2 separate regions of the Mus musculus genome follow, and region 2 is linked to region 1. A link is a loop called in an ENCODE intact Hi-C map of the cell type or tissue named here. Cell type or tissue: gastrocnemius. All regions are shown on one strand. Links, peaks and the distances in the headings refer to the core of each region. The heading gives the core; the rest is flanking DNA.

Region 1 (7,335 bases), core at 881-5,880:
ACAGAGGGAAAGGGGAGCCGGGACCCCCAGACCATCGGGCAAAAAGAAGGTGAGTCTCAGAGCACAGAGGAGCAGGGGACCAGGTCCCAAGCTCAGGAGGCAGGAAACAAGGAGCAACTGGGAACAGCAGAGAAAGAAGGAGGGGGTCCCCCAAAGAAGATGGAAAAAGAGGATGAGCCCAAGGTTGCAGGGGCTGAAGTCAGACCTGTGGAACCCCCAGTCCCGCTAAGGAAGTGGGGAGGTTTCTTGGGTTGGAGAAGCAAGTGGGACAGTCCTCAGAGCAAGGACAGAGTAACAGAGTCACATCGTAAGGATGAGAAGACCGGCGACTTGCAAAGCCCAGCGGTAGACAGGAGCTGTGGGCAGCTAGCAGAACCCACAGGGCAGCCATCAGGGCCCACGGGGCAGCCATCAGGGCCCACGGGACAGCTATCAGAGTCCACGGGGCAGCCATCGGGGCCCACGGGGCAGCCAGCGGGACCCACGGGACAGCCAGCAGGGCCCACGGGGCAGCCAGCGGGGCCCACGGGACAGCCAGCAGGGCCCACGGGGCAGCAGCAGGAGGCTCCAGTGAAGATGGAAGGAAAGGTGGGGAGACCTCAGAAAAAGCTGGTGACACCAAGGAAACCCCGAGAGCTCCCTGGGGTGGCAGCGAAGACTCAGAATCCTGAGGAAAGCTGCAAGGCCCCGGATAGGATTCCTACAACGGGGATATCAGCAGAGGCTGCAAAGAGGGACGGCCAGCCAGAGAGCAGGGTGCAGGGAGCCGGGGAGCCCCGTGTGTGCACAGAGGAAGAAGTGGATGTGGTGAAGCCTCAGGCAGAAGGTCACGTAGAGTCCATTCCTGAGGTCGTCATGGAAAGGCTTTCTACGCTGAGGCCTATGGAGGAGAAGCAGATCCTGCAGGACCCGGATAGAGGGGGCCAGAGTGGAGACTCGGACCAGGTGATGGGCTGTGGACCCTAAGGATGGGATAGGGGAGGCTACGGGGTGGACATAGGGCTAGCCACAGCCCAGCACTCCCCAGGAGTGTACTCCCGAAGAGCTAGGTCCCTAGGCCCCACACGGCCCCTCCCCAGGCTAGATTTCGCCTATTACTACTTAGTGGTTACCGCGTCCCTTGTTACCCACAATTCTCTGTGCCGGCACCATGTGTAGATTCTCAGGCCGTGCCCTGGTGGCTTCTTGAAAGGTCCTGCGGGAGAGGTTAGGGGTCCCTACATCAACCCTGGGCTGGTGGTTTTTGCTGGTTAGGAGACCTTCTTTTTGCTCCCAGGCTTATGAGGATAGATGGTACGAGGCACAGAAAGTCTGGCTGGTGCAGAAGGACGGGTTCACGCTTGGTAAGTGGGCTCAGGCTGGCCTGGGGTTTGGGGAGGGGAGTCCCACTTGTTTCTCATGTCTTTCCCGCCACCAGCCAGTTTTACTTCATTCTCGAGGTAAGCAAGGAGGTAGGGGAGAGGCTGAGATGAGGATGGCACCAGTAGCTGCTATGGGGCAGAGAGTCCCCATCCCCAGTCCATTCTTGTTGGCCAGTGGAGACTGAAGGGCGTGTTCTGAGAAGTGATTCTGTGTTCCATTTGTACTGTTTGCCCATTATCATCCTGATCTGACCTAGGGGTGTGGAACAGGTCGGTGGACTTCACCCTCTGAGGGGCCTGCTCAGTGCTAACCTTTGTCTCAAAAGGGCTTGGAGCAGTGCTTCTCAACTTTCCTAATGCCCCGACCCTTTAACACCGTTCCCTGTGTTGTGGTGACCCCCCAACCATAAAGTTATTTTCATTGCAACTTCATAACTGTGATTTTGCAACTGTTACGAATAGTAACGTTCCCATGGTCTTAGGCAACCCCAGTGGAAAGGGTCATATGACCCACAGAGAACTACTGGCTTAGGGGTGGCAGTACAGGTTCTTTATGTGAATAGAACCTTTCAGCCTGTCCCAAGTTCAGTCTCCAGCTTCCTGGACTGTCTCAGAGACTCTACCCTTCCCTCCCTTCCTCTCCCTTCCCCTCTTCTCCCATTTCCTACCCTCCCTTCTCTTCCTTTCTTCTCCCCTCCCCTCTCTTGTCTTCCCCTCCTCCTTCTCTCCCTCCCCCTCCTCTCCCCTCCCTTCTCCTTTTCCCCTCCCCTCCCTTCCCTTCCCCTCCCCTCTCTTCTCCCCCTCTCCCCTTCACTCTCTCCCCTCCCTTCCCCTTCTCTCCTAACCCTCCTCCCCTCCCTTCCCCTCCCCTCCCCTCCTCTCCCTCCCCTCCCTTTCTATTCCCTCCTCTCCTTTCCCCTCCCTGCCCCTGCCCTCCTACCCACCTTTCTTTCCCCTCCTGTCTCTGGCTGTCCATGCAGCAACGGTGCTTAAACCAGATGAGGGAACAGCTGACCCGCCTGCTGGAAGGGTGCGGCTCTGCATCGATGCAGACAGGACTGTCATCGAAGTGGATGAGGAGCAGGTCCACCCGGTGAGTGTCCCCTCCTCCCCACCACTGCTCTGTCCTCTCTGTCCCCACCCCCCATGGTACTCAGGGCTCTGCTGATGGGGCTCCATCATGGGATCGTTCACTGTATCTTTTAGCTCTTTGTGAAGACAAGCCTGCTGGCTCCTGTTGCCGTGGCTCTGACTGATCTGAGCAGGAGATTACTTTTCATTTTGTGAAAACCTTTCCATAGACGTGTTTCTGTTTTCACCCTGGGAGCTAGGGAACTCAGCTAAATGGGCAGGTTGCCATTGAAGCATAGATTCCAATGGTGCATATTTTGGGCATCAACCTTTCCCTTAGGGGGCTGTGCATACCTCTAAGGGACCAAGGCACAGTGAGCTTTGGTAAAGGAGGTGGTTGGCCACTGGCTTCCACCCCTGGGTGTCACAGGGCACGTCGAGTGTTCCTCTCCAGGACTTAAAAAGCAGATGATGTGAAGAGGCATGTACCCTCAGCAAGCCAAGCATGGTACACTTGGGGTTTTACTTGACCTGTCTTGGAGACAGCAGCCTCACAGAGCAGTGCACCCAGGATGTGGAGACAAAGCAAAGGAGATAGACAGGCCAAGGAGAGAGCCTGTCACTTCCCTTTGTGCACTGGTCTTTGTCACATGCCCTTTACATGACAAGACCAAGCAGTGTGTGGGGCACATGTATGCATGAGGGTGTGTATGCAAGCATTTGTCCATGCACATATCTGTGTATGTGTGCTGGTGCTGGTGGGGTAGGGGCCAAGGAATCCAGAGGAGATCCTTTGTGAGTTCTTTAGGCCAACCCCTCTGAGCTGGACCAAGCTGAGGACCTGGCTTCTCTGGTCAGCGTCAACGAGTCAAGCGTCATGAACACGCTTCTACAGCGCTACCGGGCTCAGCTGCCATACACCTGCTCGGGGCCTGATCTGATCACCCTGCAGCCACAGACGACCACAGTGCCCTCTTCAGGGAAGGTGAGGTGGGGCAATGGTCGGGGGCAGAGACAAGTGGAAGGCCCCTCGCCTGGGTATTATAGGGGAGAACTGACTGTCAGCACCCCGGAAACCCTCAGCTATGCTCATGATGGGAATCTTGGATTTGGCAAGCACCAGTGACCCCATGCTCCCTAGAGGGGGATGGTGAGCTCTGGTTCAAAGCCAAGGTGTGACACTTTAAACTAGCCATGACACCCACCTGGAAAGCCATTTCATGGACACGCAGAGGAGCTGGGACAAAGTTCAAGCTGCAGCTTCTCTGAGCTCCTAACGTTAGCTAGATTCTCTGAAGTCTCATACATCCACCTTCATGTGGAGATAGAAGCTCTGTTCACCCTGGTATTTATTTATTATCTCTTGAACGGAAGAAAGGGCATTTATGATTGGGATTAGTAATGAAAGCAAAGGTTCATGGCGCCACCTGGTGGAGAGTCATGGACTACACCGGTGTCCTCTGTCCCTCGAAGCTGTTTGCTGGTGACTAGTGGGCTCTGAGGAAACGCCAACCCTGCTGCCCTGTGGGCTTCCAGGGAGGGGAGACAGGAGAGGCCACTGATGGTAAAGCCCACGGTGGCTGAAATGGACTGGACACCTGTGGGCAAGGATGGGGCTGGAAGAAGCCAGTGGGGGCGGGGCACGTGTCACAGGTCCTGGGTGTGACTTGTGTAGGGACAGACTCACAGGACCCTGGGCTGCAGACAGATAGACAGGGGCATGGAGGAAAGTGCAGGCAGATGGGTAGATAGTCCCTAACAGTGGCCCTCATCTGTCACTTAGGGCTGTGAAGCCACACTGAGACCCATGGAGTAATGTCCACTCCGGGTCTCTCTTCTCAGACTGGGTATTGTAGATTGATCAAATGCACCTGCAAACACAGGCACAGGGAGGGCCCTGAGTGATGCCACCCTGGCTCTCCCTGTGAGGGCCACTGAGCTCTAATCTCCTTCCGTCTCCAAGTCTTCCTGCCTCTCAAGTCTCATAGGAAGCCATCTTGGCCCAGTCAGCTTCTGGTCCCCAAACAGCCATCTGACCCACATTGGCCTGGGACTAGGAACAGCTTGAGTATGGTCAGGACACAGTGAAGGACATGTCTCTTGGGGTTGGAACATGTTGAAGGGTCATATGAGCACACATGTGGATGTGGGGTGCAGCTGTGCACTCTGCAAAGAGGTCCAAGGCATCACTTGTAAGGCTGGGGGTGCCCACGGGTGTCAGGTCTGCAGCATCCGTTTTCTTCACAGCGTGGGCCAGGACACAAGTCTTCAGGGTAACTGCAGCTCCAGGCTCAGACCCTAGGATCTTTGGATGCTCCAGGCTCTGAGGCTACCTCCAGGAAGGCAGGCCTTGTCCCGTGGCTCCCACTTTAAGAGCTTACCTAGCACTGGTTCCAAGTGGTTTGGGATAAAAGGTGAGGTGAAGCCACTCTAGTCCTGGTTCCCCAAACTACAGGTCTGAGCTATGAGGAGGACCTTCTGGGTGTGTGTCCGGTTCCTCCCCGTCTTAGGGAGAAAAGGCAGGGCTAGGCTGGACCCCACAGCAACTATGAGGTCTAGTGGCCTTGGGTTTGCACTCCTGTCCTTTCTAGGATTCCCATACGCCTGGGCGTCCTTGACCTCTCTGTCTCCAAGGGTGTTTCTGTGTAGACTGTTAAGGTCACCTGACATGACCAAGGCCACTTGAGCAACCTCCTTCGTCTTAACCCTGGACACCATGGAAGATCTCCTTAGCCCCTTCTGGGCTCCAGGGCCACTCTTGTCTTCCTCTGGTCCTTTAACACCCAGGCTCCTCTGGGACTTTGGGAATGATTTATACACCAGAGAGAGCAAGTTGCTCACCCTTCCTTCCTTCCTCCCTCCCTCCTTTTCTTCCTCCCTCCCTCCCTCCCTCCCTCCCTTTCTTCCTCCCTCCTTCCCTCCCTTCCTTTCTGTCTCCCTTTCCCTCCCTCTCCCTGTCTCTGTCTTTCTGTCTGTATGTCTGTCTGTATATCTGTCTGTCTGTCTGTCTGTCTGTCTGTCTGTCTCAGGGTTAGGAGTATTGGATATGGAACCCAGGGTCTCTCACATACTAGGCAAGCACTGTACCACTGAGTCACATCCGGTGTGACCCTCTCTTTTAAAACTCTGAGATGGTCCCATTGGGTTGCCCAGGCTATGAACCCCTCTATCACCCAGACAGGCCCCAAGTTTGCAATTCTCCTGCCTCAGCCTCTTGAGGAGCTGCAATCACAGGCTTAGGCCTCCATATCCAGTTCTTTGTCTCTTTAAAACCCAGATTGAGGAAGCACGACTTGTACCCAGTTCAGTCCAGCTTTCTCTGGGACCCTTTCTTGTGACTGTGCGGTGTGCGGTGCTTGCCATGGGCCTGCACAGGATAGCCATCGCTTAGAGAGATGTCTGCTCTCTCTCTCTCTCTCTCTCTCTCTCTCTCTCTCTCTGTGTGTGTGTGTGTGTGTGTGTGTGTGTGATCAGTCTCACCCACTGACTTTCCTCAGAACTCCTAGATATGCTTTCTGTTATGCTCGGTGTGACCTGTGACGTAAGGATCTCTGTGACCACACCTTCCTTTCTCTTGGGCGTGTCCCTGGAGCAGTGTGTGGGCCATGTGATGTATGCACAGCTTTCTGTGGAGGAAGCTCCAGCCAGCACATTCAGCACCTGCTTGCATTGTCTGAGGGTTTTTGCTTACGACATGTCTTCATTGGAACCCAGCAGTGACTGCCCAGTCAGTTTCTTGGCCAGGGAGATGGCTCAGTTTGTTTTCACGGCAGACATCACTAATTGATAGCCATTCCCAGTTCCCATGTTCAATATTACTAATCAATTGTGCCAATTTCCCCGGCTACCTCATTGAAGGTGAATCGTACCCAATGATTTAACTAACCGAAGCAATGAACCCTTTCTGGTTGAGCCTTTAATGAGTATATCGGTCGCTCAGGACTTCTAGTGATCTAGCTGTAGATGACACTTGCAGGCTGGCCGGGAGGCTGACACCTGTCATCTTGTGGCAGGTACCCCGTGGTCGGCAGGATGGCTTGCCTGCCCACGTAACGTCCCTGGCCCAGCGTGCATACTGGGCACTGCTTAGCCAGCGGAGAGACCAGAGCATTGTGGCCCTGGGCCGGAGTGGAGCTGGGAAGACCACCTGCTGTGAGCAGGTTCTGGAACACCTGGTGGGTATGGCAGGCAGCGTGGACGGCAGGGTGTCAGGTATGGTGGCCCACAGGTGACAACTGGATGGGAACAGGGAGGGGAGATGTGGGGGTCCTGGGTGGCTGGGGGGGGGGGAGATCCTGGGTGGCTCTTCACTACTCCTGTCTAGCTGTCATTCACTAAGCACAGATAAGTAAGGGCCCTGTGTTGGCTACTGACCCAGAAAGCTAGTGCTCTTTTATATACCTCTGCCAGGATAACAGTGCATCTCTGTCATGACATTGGTAGCCTTTACAGTGGTCACACACTGGGACAGCACCTCTACCAGGATAACAATGCATCTCTCTCATGACACTGGTGGCCCTTACAGTGGTCACACACTGGGACAGTAGGAAGCAGAAGCTTGGCTGCCACCTGCTGGGAGCCATCCCATCAGACAGATGGAGGGTTTCTTGGGAGTGTGTGTCCTTGAACAGTCCACAGCCCACTCCGCTGTACAGAGAACCTGAGAAGCAAAGATGAAAGCAGAGCTGAGAGCCGGAGACAGAGCTACGGAAGGCTAGGATGCTCTAGAAAGTGCTCCTGTGCTGGCTGGGGGAGAGGCCGGGCAAGAACACAGGAGGGGTGTAGTGGGCCTTAAAGACCGTCCGTGAATAGCATGGATAATGATAACTGTGGTCACAGCCGTCGGTGTGGCCATCTCCAGGGACCCTGTACCGGACCCGCTTCTAAACAACCACAAGAGCTC
Region 2 (7,335 bases), core at 807-5,806, 140 kb before region 1:
TTGGAACTTCTAAAAAAATTACATTTATTTACTGTGCGAGTACACGCATGCATAGGTCAGGCACACCTTCCACATGTTCGCTCTCTTCTGCCTCCAAGGGGATCTTGGGGACGAAACTCCACACTTATGGCAAGAACCCTTACTTGGTAGGCTACTTTGTCTGCCTCTCATCTTGTTTTCTGACACTTGCTCTCTTAATGATCTAGAAATCATGAGTTCAGCTAGGCTGGCCTGCTGCTGAGCCCCGGGGCTCCCCCCATCTTGTCTTCCTGGTGTTGGGGTTCCAAGCATGTGTCCCCATGCACTCTATGTGGGCTCTGACAGTTGAACTCAGTTCCTCATTATTATGTGGCCTGCACTTCCCATCCCAAGGTACAGCTCTAGATGCTGCCCTCCCCCTCTGTTTACTCAAAAGAACTGGTCTCATTACTCATGAGGACAGAGCCACAGAAAGCTGGGACCTTGCCCCTGATTTCTCTCAGCCTTTTAGCATAGACTAAAGGTTTGAATGTGGCTGTCTTCATAACTTACTACCTACCACAACTTGGAAAAGGAACATGACAAGACAAAAAAAATCTTACTAGGTCAAAAAGGACCAAAATCAATCAATCAATCAATCAATCAATCAATCAAAAATGGGGAAGGTGGGAGGGTTATTTGTTATCTGATCATCTGAGGATCCCAGATGATTAAAAAAAACAACAACAACATTTTGGAAGAAACAATATTCAGACATGAAGGAGCAATGTGTTTTGGGGGGAACTTACCCCTCTCTCCTCACTGGGTAGACAAGGCATCTATGCTCCCATATTTGGGTGAAAAAGTGAATGGAACTGGCAAATTCAACTGAAGGCTTGGCTCTCCCTGTCTCTGCCCCATTATACAGTGGGCACTATAGCGGTGATGTGGGCTGTCTGTGGCAGACCCAACTCCTTCAGGATGTTCCCACCCCTTCCCACCTATACCTTTTCTAGTCCCTCTAAATACTGTGCCTTGGGGATTGAGAAACTTCTGGTAAAACTAGTCCTTTGGGAAACAGAATAGACAGAAAACAAAAGCAGGAGAACTAATCAAAAAACGTGACTGTAAACCCCCAACAGTTCACTCTAACCCTGGCCAATCCCGGGTTCACAGTGATGTATGGCAATTTGGATAAAGGCCCTGCAAGCTTATGATGTCTGCAGATTTCCTGATCCCTTAACAGGTACCACATGGATTTTGAATGTGGACCCCTGTGCCCAGCTGCAGAGAAATGAAATAGTGACCTAGGCAGGGTTGGGAATTCCCTACTGCCCAGAATCAAGTCTCAGCCCTTCCACTTCCCTGAAAACCCAGGAGGCTCTGCACTCTCATAGGGGCACTTCCTCTTGTGGTTCTTGAGTTGGTAGAGAGCCTGCAGAAGCTAGGATACCTTAACCCCCCCGCCCCCCAACTGGACACACACCCTGAGGCCTTTCACCTGAATGCAAGCCAGTTATGACCTTGAACCTAGAGTGCTTCCATCAACTGGGTCCCCTGGGACAGCGCTGCTCCAGGGCAGGACTCTCACCCCACTTCACCCTGCATGGCGGGAGCCAAGCAACTTTCTCTTCTATGCTGGTGTCTCTTGGCTTGGTTCTCAGAGGGAGGTCTAGGGTGGGGCTAATGGCTGGAGACACCCCCTGCTGTAGCTCTGACCTCTATTTGGCAATCATTCGAAAGAGCAGGTGGGACTACTCCAGGATACCTCTTGAAGCGTCCTCTCCAGGACAGTGTGCTATTGGAGACCTCCTGGAGTGTCCACTCAGTACTGGGCATCTGGACTGTGCTTAGAGAGCTAAGGGTGAGAAAGAGAGGAAAAGGAGGAGAGGAGAGAGAAGAGAGGAGGAGGGAGAGGGAGAGGAGGAGGGAGAGGAAGTCCCTGGTGCCTGAGAGGCTGGGTCAGGAGCGCGTGGCCGCGGACGGTTGGGGGCGCGCCGGGCTGGGGCGCGGAGCCGCGGAAGGGGCGGTGCGTCGGGGTCCGCGTCGGGGTCGCGCGTCGGGCGCGCCGTGGCCCCGTCGGGGCGGCGGGAGCTGCGGAGCCGCCATGGCGGACCTGGAGGCCGTGCTGGCCGACGTCAGCTACCTGATGGCCATGGAGAAGAGCAAGACGGCGCCGGCCGCGCGCGCCAGCAAGAAGGTCGTCCTGCCGGAGCCCAGGTACTGCTCTGGCCCTCTCCGCCCTATCCAGTCTCCTTCGGTTCTTTCCCTCCCTCTCAGGTCCCTTCCGGATCCCTCCTGGTCCTCTCCCTCACCTTCCCCCTCCCCCCCCTCCCCCGCCAGTTCCCTCCAGTCCCCTCTTGTCCCCTCTGGTCCTCTCCCTCCTTTTCTGGTCCGCCCGCCAGTCCCCTCCGTCCCGCTGTCCCAGGCTGGTTGCAGGGCTGTCTGTCTCTCAGCCCCCCTGCCCCTGTCCTCTGGCCCCTTGCAGTAGTAAGTAGACCTTGAGTTCTCAGTTCTGTCACCAGCGCCATTACCTGAGCCACTTTCCTCAACTTGGACCCCTGGCGGCCTGCCCTTTCTGGGAAGGATGACAGGAGAGCCACTTGAGCCTAGCCTGGTCTTGCAAGACTGGAGGTTCCCGCTGCACCGGCTCCGGCTGGCCGCTCGCTGCCAAGTTGCTCTTAATATCACGACTGATTTATTATTGATTTTTCTGAGGTGTGATGGCCTCTTAGAGCTGTACTTGTCCCGGGGAGTTCTAGGCGGTGTTCCAGAGTGGGGCTGTGTGTCACTTCTTAATTGACCCCACTGCCAGTTGCTTAGCTGGTGTGGCTTCCTTGAGTTGATGAAAAAATTGGCTCGGACTTTACAGCCACCCCTGAACCATGCAATTCTGTAAGGCTCTAAACCAAAGCTGCATCCCCTTTCAAATGGTCAAGCGTGACACGCCCATGTGGCGGCAGTGTTACCTACCTTCATGTGAGAGAAAATATACACATTTACTCGTCTAATTTTTTGAGGTCCTGGAGATGGGACCCAGGGCTTCACACACGCCAGGTAAACCGTCTGTCTCCTTAGCAGTATGCATAGCCCTCAGAGAACCTTTCAATACCGAACAATGGTCAGATTATTATTTTTTTTCCCGATCGTGTTTGTGAGCCCCGTGATCCAGGAAACATCAAATCCCCGTGCCGTGTTTGCTAGGAAGAGTCACACTGTACACACAGCTGCGCTGGCTGGGTATTTTTGGCTTGCCTTCCCTTGCAAGCCTTGGCCCTTCGCTGTTTTTTTTGGGGGGTGTGTTGCTCCTTGCGGAGTGGAGCAGGCACAAGGGGACACTTGGGTGGACTGGACAGTGCTTGCCTTCCTGGAGTTCAGCCTGTCTGAGACTCACTGAAAACAGGACTTGATTGAAATCTTCAGTAAGTGGGAGGGACCAGACCCAGGGCTCCCCAAGTCACAACCAAGCAAGCTTCAGTAGAAAACTTTCCCCATTGGGAAGGGGGACATGAAAAAGCTTCATTCCATTCTCTCTTCCCTTCCCTCTGCCCCCACCCTGTGAGGGGCAGGGAATCTTAACTATGTATGGTTTCTATATATAAAACCAACAAATCACAACTCATAGGGAGCTTTATGGGAGAGGGAGTATATAAGATGACTAAAATTAGGAATGTCTGTCCGCTCATCATCATTTTTTTTCTTGGTGTTTTTAACCTAGCTGGGCTGCTCTGTGCATGCTTGCTTGCTCTTGGCTGCACACCCTAGCGCCCAAGGCCCTCACTTCTCTGTACAATACCCCTCTGCTTTGACAAGGTCTTTGGTGATACTTTGTTTCAAAGGAGATGTGGTGTGGCTGAGCCTGTGAGTCCTGAGGTTGAGGAACGTCTAAGGGAGCATCAAGTTAGGGTGGGGTCCTTTGAGGACCGCTGTTCTGTAGCTGTTTTTTCAGGTAGACTCTTGAATTAGACCATCTGTCCCCCGCTCCAGGAGTCTAGTCTGTTGCCTGTTTGTCTCAGTGGCTTCAGCCCCCAAGCAATAACCAACAACTCAACCACAGACGATCCTGGTTCCTTGTAAGGACTTGGCTGTTGGAAGAGGGGATGGTGCATTTGAACTTGCCCCTTGGTCGTTCACTATTGATTTTTTTTTTTAATTTCTAACTAATTATCTGGTCACCCCCAGTCTTTTTTGTGCTTCCTTCTCTCGGTGACTTCGCCTCTTCCCAGTCTTCAACAGACGACCGTATCTCACTCATTACAACAAGACAGGTCTTCCGGTCCAGCCTCTCTTCCTGGAACATCAGGCACAAGGGAAGACTTAGCCTCCCGTGAGGAGGCAAGAAGCAAATGTTTTGTTACATTGACACATGATTCAATTAACAGGCCGGTGGGTGTAAATCCTCTGAAGGCGGTCAAATCACATCTCTTTAGTCCACCCAAACATTTGTTGAGCTGATGGAGCTGATAATGGGGCCCATTGAAGGTGGGGGCCATGACCCTTGCAGCCCCATTAGCCAGGGTGTTTATATACTGTGTCCTTTGTCTGCTGTGGGGATGAGAATGAACTGGCTTTGTAGACCGTGGTTCTGATGAAACTGGGTCTAACTCATGGGCGAAGGCCCAGGGAGTCCGTTTCTAAGTCCCGCCATGGCTAAGACAGCTCTTCGCACTGGGTCCATTTCTCTGATAACCTTTCTCGAACACAATGTTACTGAGTTGACTTGAAGTCACACATGGCTGAAGGGAGTTGGGTTGAAGGTCACGTGTTCCCCTGAGACCCATTCTGTTTAGTGGATGCTAACAGTGTTGGGCTTTCCACTGGGAGACAGCTCTTGTCAATCATTCAGGCCAATAACTGCGGGAGCAGAAAGAACACAGCTTGAGCCATGGGTTTGCCTAGGATGTGTAGAAATTAAAGGACAACTGTGGCCATCGGTCCACACTGCCCAGCTTGTCTGAGTCATGTCTTGTTTATGCTGGGACGTCTTGTTCATGAATGGAACAGTTGACCCACACGCTTCTGGCTTTTTCCTGTCCCTATCTGCCATCTTGCTGTAACAGTAACACTGAAATTACAGACAAATACTACCTTGTCCATTCTTCTGTGGGTTCCAGGGATCGGTCTCAGGGACTCACACCCTTGGTTTACTTCTTAAGCCATCTCCCCTGCCTGTTTATTGTTTCTGACCCTAAATTGGTAGCCATTCTGGACCCATTTCTCAGAAGCTGGTATGGGGAAGTACTGATGCACTGTATAGCTTATCCGGAGAGTCGTCTGATAGGAGAGACTTGGGGGGTGGACCTGGGCAGGCATCGTTTGCACTCTCTGGTTCTGTATTCGTGGAACACATTATGGTTGTGAAGTGCTTTCTCGTGACTTGTGAATCAGTTGTCCAGGCTTGGCAACGCTTAAGTGTCAAGGCTGTTCATGACTCCTGTGTGTCAGGCTACTCCTGTGACCGACCTGGAAAGGGTGTGGCCATCTGCCCTTTCACGCTGTGGTCACTGGAGAGAGCCTTCCTTGTTCAACCTTTAGGACTTCCCCCTGGCTTTGTTCTGTGCACACAACCAAACATGGAAGAATGGGATAAGGGCTGTAAGGGCTTCGAGGGATGGGAAGGAGCAAGGTGGTGGCTCTCCGCAAGCTTCCCATCCACAGAGCCACAAACCAACCCAAAGAGCCTGGGAAGAAGGTGTTTTGTTTGTGACAGGAGTCATTCTAAGGGGAGGAAGGGACACAAATGGGAAAGGCAAATTTGTACTGACATTTCCATTATTAGCTCATTCCTGGTCTCAGTTAATTTGTGCCAGTGGCTTGGAGAGGCAAGCAAGGGCTGCTTGCAGCTGGGGGTTCTTGGAAACGGATATTCTGGAGCAACCAATTTGAGACAAGGACCTGCCCGGTGGAACACTGTGAGATGCTTTAAATCAGAGCCCCGCGAGCGCGAGTGTGTCTTTGAAGTACAGGCAGTCCCCGATTCGATGATCTATCTGTTCTTAGAGACAGCCTTTTGAAGCACTTGCTCAGAACTCTCATGAAGCTTCGCCAGACTCCCTTGAAAGACAGCCATAAAACTCAGGGAGGGATGTCAAGGCTGGAGGGAGATGCAGCGAGAGTCTCTGTCAGCAGATGGGTGGTGGATGGATGTCAAGGGGTAGAAGTGAGATTGGAAGCAATGGGAAGTTTTTCTCCTGGAGACCCCTAGAACCCAGACAAAGCAAAGTTATTTGCTACATCATGACTTAGGGACCAACATTACTGGGAACATCTCCTTTGCCAGGTCTGGGCACCATCAAGTGTTGCCACGGTAGCTACAGCAGGTGGGCACAGCATTCTCATTTTTCCTCAGAGGGATCCATGCTCAAGAAGACCAGGGAAGGGAGGGCAGGTAGGCATTCACAGGATCCAAGATGAGGGATGCAAGATGTAGGGAGTGGAGCCAGGTGCCTCATTCTACCCACTGAGCGGTTCACCACTGTCTGCCACAGTTGAACAGAACAGCAAACCACCTCGCTTCTTACTTGGTAGGGAATGGATGAAACTTTCTGCTTTTAATTTGGAGGAAGGTTGTGGCTTTGGGATATCGGGAGTGTCCTCGGAGGCTGTGAGAGAGCAGCAGCCTTCTCTGGGGGCCTCTGAGGAAGGTAATTATGATTAAGGAAGCCTGCAGGTGGTTCCCTGTTCCCCACAAGGAGCGTGAGGGGCTGTGGTCAAGATGCCTTTTTCCCCTCCTCCATTTCTAGGAAAAAAGTTAAAAAGGGGGAAGATAATGTCTTTAGCTTCAATCTTAATATAATCACCATTCCCAAAGAACCTTTTCTTATTAGAAAAGAATGAGGGGCGGAGACTACTGTTGGGGAATGGCGCGCTGTGAGTATGGCTGTCTTCCCATCCCTCCATCACTCCGTGGACACTGGCAATTGGAACAGAAGTGACGAACTCCAGTGTGCTGGCTAGTTTCCTGTCACCTTGATACAAGCTATAGTCACTGGAGAGGAGGGATCCTCGATTGAGGAAAAGCCTCCATAAAATCAGACAGTAGGCAAGCCTGCAGGCAGTTTTCTTGATTAGTGATTGATGGGGATGGTCCCGCCCATTGTAGGTGGGGCCACCCTATTGTGGGTGGAGCCATCCCTGGGCTGGTGGTCTTGGGTTCTATAAGAAAGCCGGCTGAGGGAGAAATAAGGAGCAAGCCAGTGAGCAGCCCCCCCCCCCCCCCCCCCCCCCCCCGCCCCATGGTCTCTGCACCAGGTCCTGCCTCCAGGTTCCTGCCCTGACTTACTTTGGTGATGAAAAGTGATATGGAGGTGTAAGCCGAATAAACCCTGTTCTCCTGAGTTCCTTTTGGTCACAGTGTTCCATCAAGGCGATAGTAAC

Evidence for each region. Peaks named below come from ENCODE experiments on the same cell type or tissue, not always from the same donor. Only the 100,000 strongest peaks of a DNase experiment are listed, where the experiment ranks them.
Region 2: it touches region 1 in a loop (2.9-fold over the local background); 7 of 42 quality-filtered maps call a loop at or near these places.

Annotation. Positions count from the first base shown.
Region 1 is chr5:112,867,503-112,874,837 of GRCm38, reverse strand. It overlaps Myo18b (myosin XVIIIb), which reads left to right. Exons shown (of 44, transcript NM_028901.2): 4 at 1-945; 5 at 1,277-1,343; 6 at 2,342-2,454; 7 at 3,241-3,417; 8 at 6,446-6,644. Among named protein-coding and RNA genes, the nearest start is that of Myo18b, 25 kb to the left of the region's middle. In gastrocnemius, for the core only: a CTCF peak has its summit at 3,869 (motif pointing left); DNase peaks (open chromatin) are centred at 3,567 and 3,883; H3K27ac peaks cover 247 bases.
Region 2 is chr5:113,010,210-113,017,544 of GRCm38, reverse strand. It overlaps Grk3 (G protein-coupled receptor kinase 3), which reads left to right and starts at 2,007. Exons shown (of 21, transcript NM_177078.4): 1 at 2,007-2,178. The coding sequence starts at 2,066. In gastrocnemius, for the core only: a CTCF peak has its summit at 2,904; DNase peaks (open chromatin) are centred at 1,982, 2,573, 2,864, 3,218 and 1 more place; H3K4me3 peaks cover 2,099 bases; H3K27ac peaks cover 2,149 bases.